Linked DNA regions of Homo sapiens: region 2 is linked to region 1. The links are chromatin contacts, found by Hi-C in ENCODE. All regions are on one chromosome and are shown on one strand. Each heading gives the region's core, a stretch centred on a gene start or an enhancer-like site at or near the end of the contact. The rest is flanking DNA. Distances are from core to core; before and after follow the strand shown.

Region 1 (4,988 bases), core at 1,826-4,325:
TTTTTTTTTTTTTTTTTTTTTTGAGCTGGAGTTTCTCTTGTTGCCCAGGCTGGAGTGCAATGGTGCGATCTCGGTTCACTGCAACCTCCACCTCCAGGGTTCAAAAGATTCTACTGCCTTAGCCTCCTGAGTAGCTGGGATTACAGGTGTGTGCCACCTCGCCAGCCTAATTTTGTATTTTTAGTAGAGACAGGGTTTCATCATGTTGGCTAGGCTGATCTCGAACTCCCGACCTCAGGTGATCTGCCTGCCTCCGCCTCCCAAAGTGCTGGGATTACAGGTGTGAGCCACCGCACCCAGCCCTGTTTTCTTTTTAAATTGTGGTGAGATATACAATTTTTTTTTATCATTTTAATGTTTAAGCACACAGCTCAGTGGCTTTAAGTATGTTTACATTGTTGTGCAATGATCACCACCATCCTTCAGTCCATTTTAACCATATCCACACAGGGTGGCTTGGGAACTCCCTGACATTACTTTTCTGAAAAGGAATGAATTGGTTCTCTCTTATTTTGATATAACTTCCACAGCAGTTGTGGAAACAGTGTAGTGATTAAAATTATGGGGTCTGAAAGAGGCTAGCCCGTCTGGGTTCGAATCGCATCTCAGCTACTTACTAATTGTGTGACCTTGGGTAAGTTACTTAATTTCTCTAACCCCCATATAAACACATTTATCTGGAAAATAAGAATGGTTTATGGTAGTTATCATATAGGATTGGAAGTGGAATTTAGATGAGAATTCATGTAAATAGATTAGTTCATAGTGAACACTTAATAAATGATAGGGAATAGGGAATTTTTTTTTTTTAATTGAGACAGGGTTCTCCCTATGGTGCCTAGGCTGGTCTCGAACTCCTAGACTCAAGCAATCCACCTGCGCTGGCCTCCCAAAGTGTTGGGGTTATAGGTGTGAGCCACCGTACCCATCCCGGAATAAGGAATTTTAACAACTGAATAGATTATTTCTAAAAATAAAAGGAAAGTTTCAGAAAGGACCCAGACTTTGGGATAAATACCGTAGGCTCACAGAAGGCTCATTTTCCCATAGCATATAGGGTATAATAGGCAAGAGAACTGAATGGATTCTTCAGTATTCCCCAGAAATCCCCAAGTCCACATGGGAAACGAGCTTAATGATGAAACATCTATATTCAGGAGTTAAGGGCATGAACCTTTATACCTGAAGGTATAAAAACTTGGTCAGTAATTTTCATTCTAAATGGATTAAGCCATACAGCCAATAACACCAAATAACAGTGTTCTTTTCTCAATTCTCATAAAACTTAAAGTCAACAGAATTTTCTCAAATGTAAGTTTTCCCCTCCTACATACTTGTCTTAAACCTCTGGGGACTGTTACTGCTTCTCTGTTACTTAGCAGGTTTCATGGATGCCCAAATACATCCACAAGTAGGAACTCAAAACCTAGGAAAATACAGAACCAGCTGAAGCTTAATACCTTGTTTTCTTTATGGCCATGTGTGCTTATGGTTATGGTTTTATGTGTTTATTTTCATTTTTATTTTTTCCAGACGGAGTCTCGCTCTGTCGCCCAGGCTGGAGTGAAGTGGCACGATCTCGGATCACTGCAAGCTCCACCTCCCAGGTTCACGCCATTTTCCTGCCTCAGCCTCCTGAGTAGCTGGGACTACAGGCGCCCGCTACCACGCCCGGCTAATTTTTTTTGTATTTTTAGTAGAGACAGGGTTTCACCGTGTTAGCCAGGATGGTCTTGATCTCCTGACCTCGTGATCCGCCCACCTCGGCCTCCCAAAGTGCTGGGATTACAGGCGTTAGCCACCGCACCTGGCCTGGTTTTATGTGTTTTATGGCATGAAAATGTTAAAACTCAAAACTATCTAAAATTGAAATTGCTCTTACCCTACATAAGAAATAGAGTAGATCATTATTTCCTATAGTTTTGCGAAGAACGCCACACTGCTGGTGCCCTATTAGCCTGAGTCAGTCCCTTCCAGCCTCTGAATCTATGCTTATTAGATGTTTTCAGGAGTACTGGGCTGTTTGTTTCTAAGACAAACTGCAGTAAGCCTTTACTTAAGTATTACATTGTGCTACATTAAAAATTGCAGGCAGCTTGATGTTTTCTCTTTTTAAAATTAACTCTCCAAATTGATTTCAATGTCCTTAAAGAAACAAGCAAGTCCTTAAAAACAGTATCTTAAAAGCTTACCCATGATAATGTCCTCTAAATATCCAACCACAGCATCAAATTCTGCATCAGAGGCGGAGGAGCTGAAAAACATGCCTGGATTAGGTGCTATTTCAAATAATGCATTAAAAAAATGTTTTTAGTATGGACGTTTTCAAACATGCACAAGAGAAAAAAGAGTAGCAAAACGAACTTCCCATCACCCATCTTCAACGATTAAGAATGACTGACTGATCTAGTAAGTCCAAACAGAAGAAAACACACTCGGCACGTTTGTGACATGAACGTTCAATGTCATGACTCCACTTTAATAAAAACTTGTTCTCCAGGCTCTTAGCTATCACCCCATACCTGTCTGCTTGTGAGCATGAACCCGGCACGGGCGAAACACCTGCCGGGGGGGGTCATTTGGTCAGGAGTCCGGGAGGCGGGGGCCAGGGAGGGGTGGAGGGGCCTCGGGCGCTCAACCCCTCCAGGCTTTGCTGACAGCTGAGGGTTGGCGGCTGGGGATTGTGATGGAGGCGCTGATCAACGGTGACACCCGCCTCGCACTCCTGTCCTGCGGGGCCTGAAACCTGCAGCCTTAGTACTCTACAAAAGGAAGGCCTGGAGCTGGGACGGCGCCTTGGCGGCCCCCACCCTGCCCGGCCCGGCCCGGCCCGGCCCCTAAGGACACCTGTTTTATAGGGTCAGGCCCCGGGGCGAACGCCCGCTGCCTCCGGCCCCAAGTCGCCTGCGCCCTGGAGGAGCTACTCACAAAGACAGCGCAAAGCTCTCTCCTTCTAAGGCGTCCATCGCAGTCGCCCCGAGTAGGCTCCAACCCCGCCCGCGGCCCAACTCGCATGCAGGGCGCGGCCGCCCGGCGGGGTTAAGGCCTCTCAGCCAAGGCCGCGGCCAGCTCACTGCCAGGTCGGGTCAGCGCCTGCGCGCCAGGTCCGGCCTTGGATACCCTCTGCCGCCACGCGTCGGTCCGGCCTCTACGCCCGCCTGGCCCTCTGCGCGCGCCGCCGACGCCGCAGGTCCGGGCCTCGGTGACTGCCGGAGGGGCGCGGCGCCCCGCCTCCTGTCACCATGGCCACCGCAACCCCTTCCACCGCCTCACGGCCGGCCGGCATCCAATCACAGGCGAGCGTTACCGATGCCGGGGCGGGGCAAGACAGGGAGAGGAAGTCCCGGAAGGGAGTGCGGAGGGATGCGGCGCTTCGGCGAGCACCCGTTGTGTGGGAACTCCGTCTCAAGTCGCCCCCATTGTACGGATGAAGGAATCGAAGCCACGAGCCAGAATTTCCTCACTCGCAACTCGAGAATAAATTGCGCCTCCCTGAGTGTGGAGGATTAAATAAGTAGTTTAAGGCGTGTTTAAAGAGCGCTTGTAAGTTGCCAAGTCGCTGGAGAGCCAGTCCCTTATCCCTTGAACCAGGTGATGCTGACGTCTGATTTCAAGACAGTTCCTACCCCTCGTGGAAGGAAAGCCCCATCGCAAGAAGTCGATGTCCTGTAATTTACGTTATAATCTTCGCATCATAAAGATTACTCGGCAGTAATTGGTTTCTTGACTAATTATACAAGATGAGAATTGAAGAACTATTTTGAGCCACGCAATCAGGAATCAGATACCTTTCAGGAAAAGGCCTCTTCAAAACTGCCAAACTTTGAAAAAGGATTCGTTTGAGCTGATTTCTCTTGATTGGACAACTAAGCATTGTGTCTCTTTAGTTGCATGATACCTTATGGCCAAAGTGTGGTATATGACTAGAGGAACTAGAGGGGTTTAAGGTATGAACTGAGGGTCAGGTGGCCAGTCAGAATGGGTTAGCAGACATTTTTTATTTTTTTGAGACGGAGTCTTGCTCTGTCGCCCAGGCTGGAGGGCAGTGGCACGATCTCGGCTGGCTACAACTTCCGCCTCCCAGGTTCAAGCGATTCTCGTGCCTCAGCCTCCCGAGTAGCTAGGATTACAAGTACGTGCCACTATGCCCGGCTATTTTTGAATTTTTAGTAGAGACAGGGTTTCACCATGTTGGCCAGGCTGGTCTCGAACTCCTGACCTCAGATGATCCACCTACCTTGGCCTCCAAAAGGGCTAGGATTACAGGTGTGAGCCACCACAACCGGCCTAGCAGACATCTTTGAATGGACTTAAAATAGATATCCGTGGGATCTGAAACAAAGATGGTTACAAAGACACAGTCGGGTGTGACAGCTGTGACCAAGGTGACATAAATTATTACTAATTTATTTATTTATTGAGATGGAGTTTCGCTCTTACTGCCCGGGCTAGAGTGCAATGGTGCAATCTCGGCTCAACACAACCTCCGCCTACCGGTTTCAAGCGATTCTCCTGCCTCAGCCTCCCGCGTAGCTAGGATTACAGTCATGCGCCACCATGCCTAATTTTTTTGTGTTTTTAGTAGAGATGGGGTTTCTCTATGTTGGTCAGGCTGGTCTTGAACTCCCGACCTCAGGTGATCCGCCCGCCTTGGCCTCCCAAAGTGCTGGGATTACAGGCGTGAGCCACTGCGCTCGGCCTATTTATTTTTTGAGAGGGAGTCTTGCTCTGTTGCCCAGGCTGGAGTGCAGTGGCGCAATCTCGGCTCACTGCAATCTCTGCCTCCCGGGTTTAAGGGATTCTCCTGCCTCAGCCTCCTAAGTAGCTGGGATTACAGGCGCGTGCCACCACACCCGGCTAATTTTTGTATTTTTAGTAGAGACAGGGCTTCACCATGTTGGCCAGCGTGGTCTCGAACTCCTGACCTCTGGTGGTCTGCCCGCCTCGGCCTCCCAAAGTGTTGGGATTACAGGCGTGAGCCACCGCAC
Region 2 (4,985 bases), core at 745-3,244, 270 kb before region 1:
GGGTGACAGAGAAACTCCGTCTCAAAAAAATAATAATAAATAAATAAACTGAGTTCTCCAGGAAAAGCAGCCGTTAACTGGTAGTGTGCGGATTTAGGGGAGGGGATGGAGAGAAGTTAGGAATAACATGAATAAATGTCCGTGGTGAAAGAGACACAGAGCTTTGGAGGAACAAGTCCAGTGTGCTGGAGGGGAGTGAGCGGGGGGATGTGGTAAGTGAGGCACGAGTGGTGGGACTCTTCGAGAGAGTTTAAAGCAGGAGGGGAGTGTGAGCAGGCTGTGTGGGCAGAGGATGGGAAGACAGGCTGGGGGGAAGCTGTTGACATTCCCTGGACAACAAGAGAGGGAGGAGACCTGGACCAGGTTGCAGTCAGTAGAGATGGAACAAAAAGGATGGACTCAAGAGACCTTTAGGCAATGCCTATTCCCATTTTACAGAAATGGAAACTGAGGCTTAGAGAACTCACAGAGCTCCAGGGTGGGCATCTCTTTTGCTGGCTGCCCTTCCTCTTCCCAGCCACTCTGGGCTCTGAGACACCCACCCATTCCCCAGCCTAGCTCATTCCCAACCCAGCTCTTTCAATGCCATACGCCCCTGAAGACTCCAGACCTCATCCTTCCCCGGAAACCCCGACCCTGCTCCAACAGCTCCAGGGTAGATCCAGTAGCATCTGAAAGTTACACATCCAAACCGGAGCCACAGGTTCCACCCACCCAGCCTTCTCACCTCCCTGGAAGGCACCTCCAGCCTCTGGCTGCTCAGCCAAACCTCTACTGCTGATACTTCAGACAACAGATGGAGAGATTCTGGGAAGGAGAGACACCCAGCATCCCTAGAACTGCCTGACCTCGTGGGACTCCCTGGCATGGCGCCCAAGCTGATACTGATTCCCTCCTCCCTCCCACCCCATCCCTGTGCCCTGTAGGAGCTGGCAGACCTGAAGCATGTGCATGGCAAGCTGAAGAAGCAGTTCCAGGAGAAGGTGGCAGAGCTGGCACATGCCAACCGGCGGGTGGAGCAGCACGAGGCTGAGGTGAAGAAGCTGCGGCTGCGGGTGGAGGAGCTCAAGAAGGAGCTGGCCCAGGCTGAGGACGAGGTGAGGACCACAGAGGGGCAGGGGCAGCAACAGACCTTGGCCAGGGAGGAGTGGGGGCCGCAGGGCCATCCTGGCTTCTCCATTCTCAGCCCCTGGTGCCTGGCACAAGCCTGTCTCTCAGGAGTCGCCCAGGATAGAGTGGGTAGGTGCGTGATGAATGGATGGCAGGATGGACATGTGGGTGGGAAGATGGGAAGAAAAATGAACAGAAGACAAGATGGATGTGTGCATGGATGAACCAATGGGTAAAGGAATGAATGGATGGATGAATGGGAGAGAGAGGCAGGGCGGGCAGATGGATGGGTGGATCCAATGGATGTATGAACAGATGATGGCTGGATGGGTAGAGAGTGGACAGATGGATGGACAGCTGACTGGGTCAGTGGGTGGAAGAACGAATACAGAGGGAGAAAGAAGGCCAGGTTGACGGGAAGATAGGTGTGTCCGGGAGAGCAGGAAGGCATGGCTAGGCATGCTAGATGGGCTGCTGATTAGATTAATGGATGGGGAGTGGTGGGTGACTGTCTCCATGGGCAGATGAATATCTCCCTGGACGAATGGTCCGATGGACAGACTGATGGGGACAGAAGGATAGGAGGTGGATGGCTGCATCAGTAGTGCAGGGCCTGGGAGGATGGGTAGATGTGCAAGAGGAGGCAAAGGGGATGGAGAGGAACCAAAGGGATGCTTTTCTAGAAGAGGTAAGCCTTAGCCTAGGCCTCAAGGAGCAAACACTCTCGGAGGAGCACCTTCCCAGGGAACAGCAGGAGTGGTTTTCCCTGGGCGGGTGGCCGGCCTTGCCCAGCCCTGGGTGACCCTCGTGCTTTCGGCCCTGCTCACCCCCACAGCTGGACGAGGCCCACAACCAGGCACGTAAGCTGCAGCGGTCGCTGGACGAGCAGACGGAGCAGAGCGAGAACCTGCAAGTGCAACTGGAGCACCTGCAGTCCAGGTGGGCCCCGGGCAGGGAACAGAAACAGGGCAGAGACTTCCAGCCAGGGAACCCTCCGGTCAGGGACGGAGCCCAAACCAAGGCTGGAGGGGGAGACGAAGGAAGAGATCCAGGTGCCTGGAGCCAGAATCCTGTCCCCTCCGGGCAGGAAGGGCCAGAGCCAGGAAACCAGGGCAGGGGGTGCAGGAAGTCAGGCCAGCTGCAGGCCCTGGAATTGTCTCCTCTAGCAGGAGGGCTGGTGGGTAGAGTGAGGGCAGGAAGGGCGGGCTGGAGAGGTCAGGCCCAAGGCTTGGGGCAGTGGGTGGGGCCAGCAGGGCTCAAATAGGCAGCCCTCAGCGTTACTGGGCCCAGGTGACACCAAGACAGCAGGGATCTGAGAGACTGGTGAGCAGGGACTCGTGGAGGGGCCCCAGGCCTGGATCCCGTCCACTGCCAACAGGCCCCACCCAGCACACTCTGCCTCCCTCTCCCAACCCTGTCTCTGTCCCAGCACTCTGTGAATCACAGAACCAGGCGATATCAGAAAACTTCAGTCCACGTCCCTCCCACTTCACAGCTGGGAGGCCCAAGGAGCATCGGAGCCACAGCATTGACCTGTGCCGGGCCCTGAGAATGCACTTAGTTGCATTCTCTTCTTTCGTGGAATAGAGGGTGCCCGGTTCTGCAGCCAGACTGCCTGAATGGTCTGAAGCCTGGCTCAGCATTAGCAGCTGTGTGGCCTTGGGACATTTATTTAACCTCTCTGTGTCAGTTTCTTCATCTGTAAAATGGGGATGATGATAGTTCTTACCTCTTGATTGTTGTGAGTATTAAATGAGCTGATCCATTCTTAAGAAAGTACCTGGAGGCATGGTAGCTCACACCTGTAATCCCAACAGTTTGGAAGGCCAGGGCAAGAGGATTGCTTGAGACCAGGAGTTTGAGACCCCCTGGGCAACAAAGCAAGACCCCCATGTCTACAAAAAATACAAAACTTAGCCAGGCATGGTGGTGTGTGCCTGTAGTTCCAGCTACTTGGGAGACCGAGGCAGGAGGATCACTTGAGCTCAGGAGTTCATAGCTATAGTAGTGAGCTGTGATCACACCACGGTACTCCAGCCTGGGAGACAAAGTGAGATCCCGTCTCTAAGAAAAAAAGAAAGAAAACACCTGGCACATAATAAATGCTGAGTGATTGTCAGCAGCTGCTGCTATTACTACTGTTACTACTACCGCTGCGGAGGGGCTTATATTTGGGTTACATGTTGTGCATCAGCATCACGCTGCTTCTATGAGAGAAAGGAAAGATGTTTTTTCCTAGGGGGCTGGCAGATGAGGAAACTAAGGCCCAAGAGGGTAAGTCTTTCCATGGCCACACAGTTGGTGGGTGGCCAGGCAGAATCACCCCTGGCCATCAGCCATCCAAGCCCTTATTTATTGAGCATTTACTATATGCTGCTGTTTGCTGAGATCTTGTGGCTTAGAGAATGGGCTGCAGAGACCTAACAGCTATTGTGCCATGGTAAACTGAGCCTCGATTTCCCCATCTGCCTGGGATGACGCCCATAAAGTGTTGTGCAGGGGCCCAGGCGTGGGCCCAAGTCAGGACCCATGCCTGGCTGGCTCTGCCTGCTCTGACCCTGCAGCACACACCCTTCAAAAGACCACTTAGCCTTGGGGCTTTCCCGCAGTCTGGGTCACATTGTTCAGGAGCCATAAACTCCAGAAGTGGGCAGGCAGGCCCTGCTGGGCCTCTCAAGTGCTTCCATCGGGGAGGGTGGGGCCACCCAGGACCGCTGTGTCGTTTTATTTTCCAACTTTTTGTGCTTTAATGTTCCGGGGACAGCTCACTAAATCACTGTGCAGTAATGGAGGCCCCCGCCTGTGCCCCTCCCTTACGTGTTAATAATTCATGTCTTCCAGTAAGATGCAGCCGGGGCGGCCACTTTGCTGGGGGGTTGGGGGAGGGATCGGCATTTCCTTCACCAGCTCTTCTTAGACTCAAAGTTTTCCTCGTAAATTTTGACTTTAGGAATTTTAATGTGAGGAAGAACTAGGGCTGAGCCCTTTCTCACTGACACTGGGAATGTAGAGGGCTCAGCCCACCCTGCACTGTCACACCAACCAACTCTGCTGCCTGTGCTCTGAGAGCCAGGCTTGGGTTCAAATCCTGCAGCATGACCTTGAGCCAGCTCCTTCACCTCTCTAACCGCCCAGCTGCTCTGGCACCACCCACTTCAGTTCAGAGCTCTGCCCCACTCCCCACCATCTGTGTGACTTTGAGCAAATGACTTCACCTTTCTGTGCCTCGGTTTCCTTGCTTGTAAAATGGGGGTGATAATGGCACTTCTATCATATAAGGAGATTACAGGAGATGAGACAGCAGGGAAAGCACCAGGGAAGGCTTAACTGCTCCAGCACCAGCTGCAGCCACCTTATCGGGGGACTACCAGCCAGGCTGCTCTAACCTCCTGTCACCCCCACCCCACAGGCTCCGCAGGCAGCAGCAGAACGCTCCCCTCTTCGGGAAGATCCGCAGTGCTCGCTTTGGCACCGAGGAGGCCGAGGATGGAACCAGTGACCTGGACGAGGACGAGGACCTGCAAATCCAGGTGGCCTAGAGCTTCCTGTGGCTGGGCAGGATGGGCCGCCCCATACCTGCCCAGGGTCCAGGCTAACCAGCCACTCAAACTGATGCAGTGCCTAGGCTCACTCTGGGACCAGTCCCTGCCACAGCCGACTTTCTTCTCTCCCAGGGATGGCGTCAACAGTCCCACCTACCAACGCCCTGTGGAAAGGAAGCCTATGTTTTATATATATATATACACACACGCGCGCGCGCGCGCGCACACCCAGAAGTCTTTGGACCCATTTGGTTTTATAAATACAGGACAGCTCCAAGGCCCAGTCCAGATGACCTCACCCACCCAGGACTTCATGCAGGGCTGGGCATGTTG

The links. A loop is a pair of places that touch in the nucleus more often than their neighbours do. Pooled maps may share reads with other maps.
Region 2: a map of CD8-positive, alpha-beta T cell shows a loop between it and region 1 (4-fold over the local background). The contact joins the enhancer-like site here to the promoter of ARL2BP in region 1. A Hi-C loop is called at or near these places in 2 of 168 maps with a recorded cell type or tissue (CD8-positive, alpha-beta T cell and naive thymus-derived CD4-positive, alpha-beta T cell) and 6 of 50 pooled maps.

The regions. Positions count from the first base shown.
Region 1 is chr16:57,243,346-57,248,333 of GRCh38, reverse strand. ARL2BP (ARF like GTPase 2 binding protein) reads right to left here and starts at 3,075. Exons shown (of 6, transcript NM_012106.4): 1 at 2,929-3,075; 2 at 2,193-2,254. The coding sequence starts at 2,966. It overlaps LOC124903697 (a long non-coding RNA gene), which reads left to right. Exons shown (of 2, transcript XR_007065082.1): 2 at 1-2,519. RefSeq lists silencers at 2,677-2,886, 2,977-3,356.
Region 2 is chr16:57,512,405-57,517,389 of GRCh38, reverse strand. CCDC102A (coiled-coil domain containing 102A) reads left to right here. Exons shown (of 9, transcript NM_033212.4): 7 at 927-1,097; 8 at 1,946-2,049; 9 at 4,520-4,985. The coding sequence ends at 4,649. Among named protein-coding and RNA genes, the nearest start is that of CCDC102A, 22 kb to the left of the region's middle. Within about 2 kb of position 1,994, at least 4 of the 41 ENCODE cell types and tissues checked have a DNase peak (open chromatin) inside an H3K27ac peak, as active enhancers do.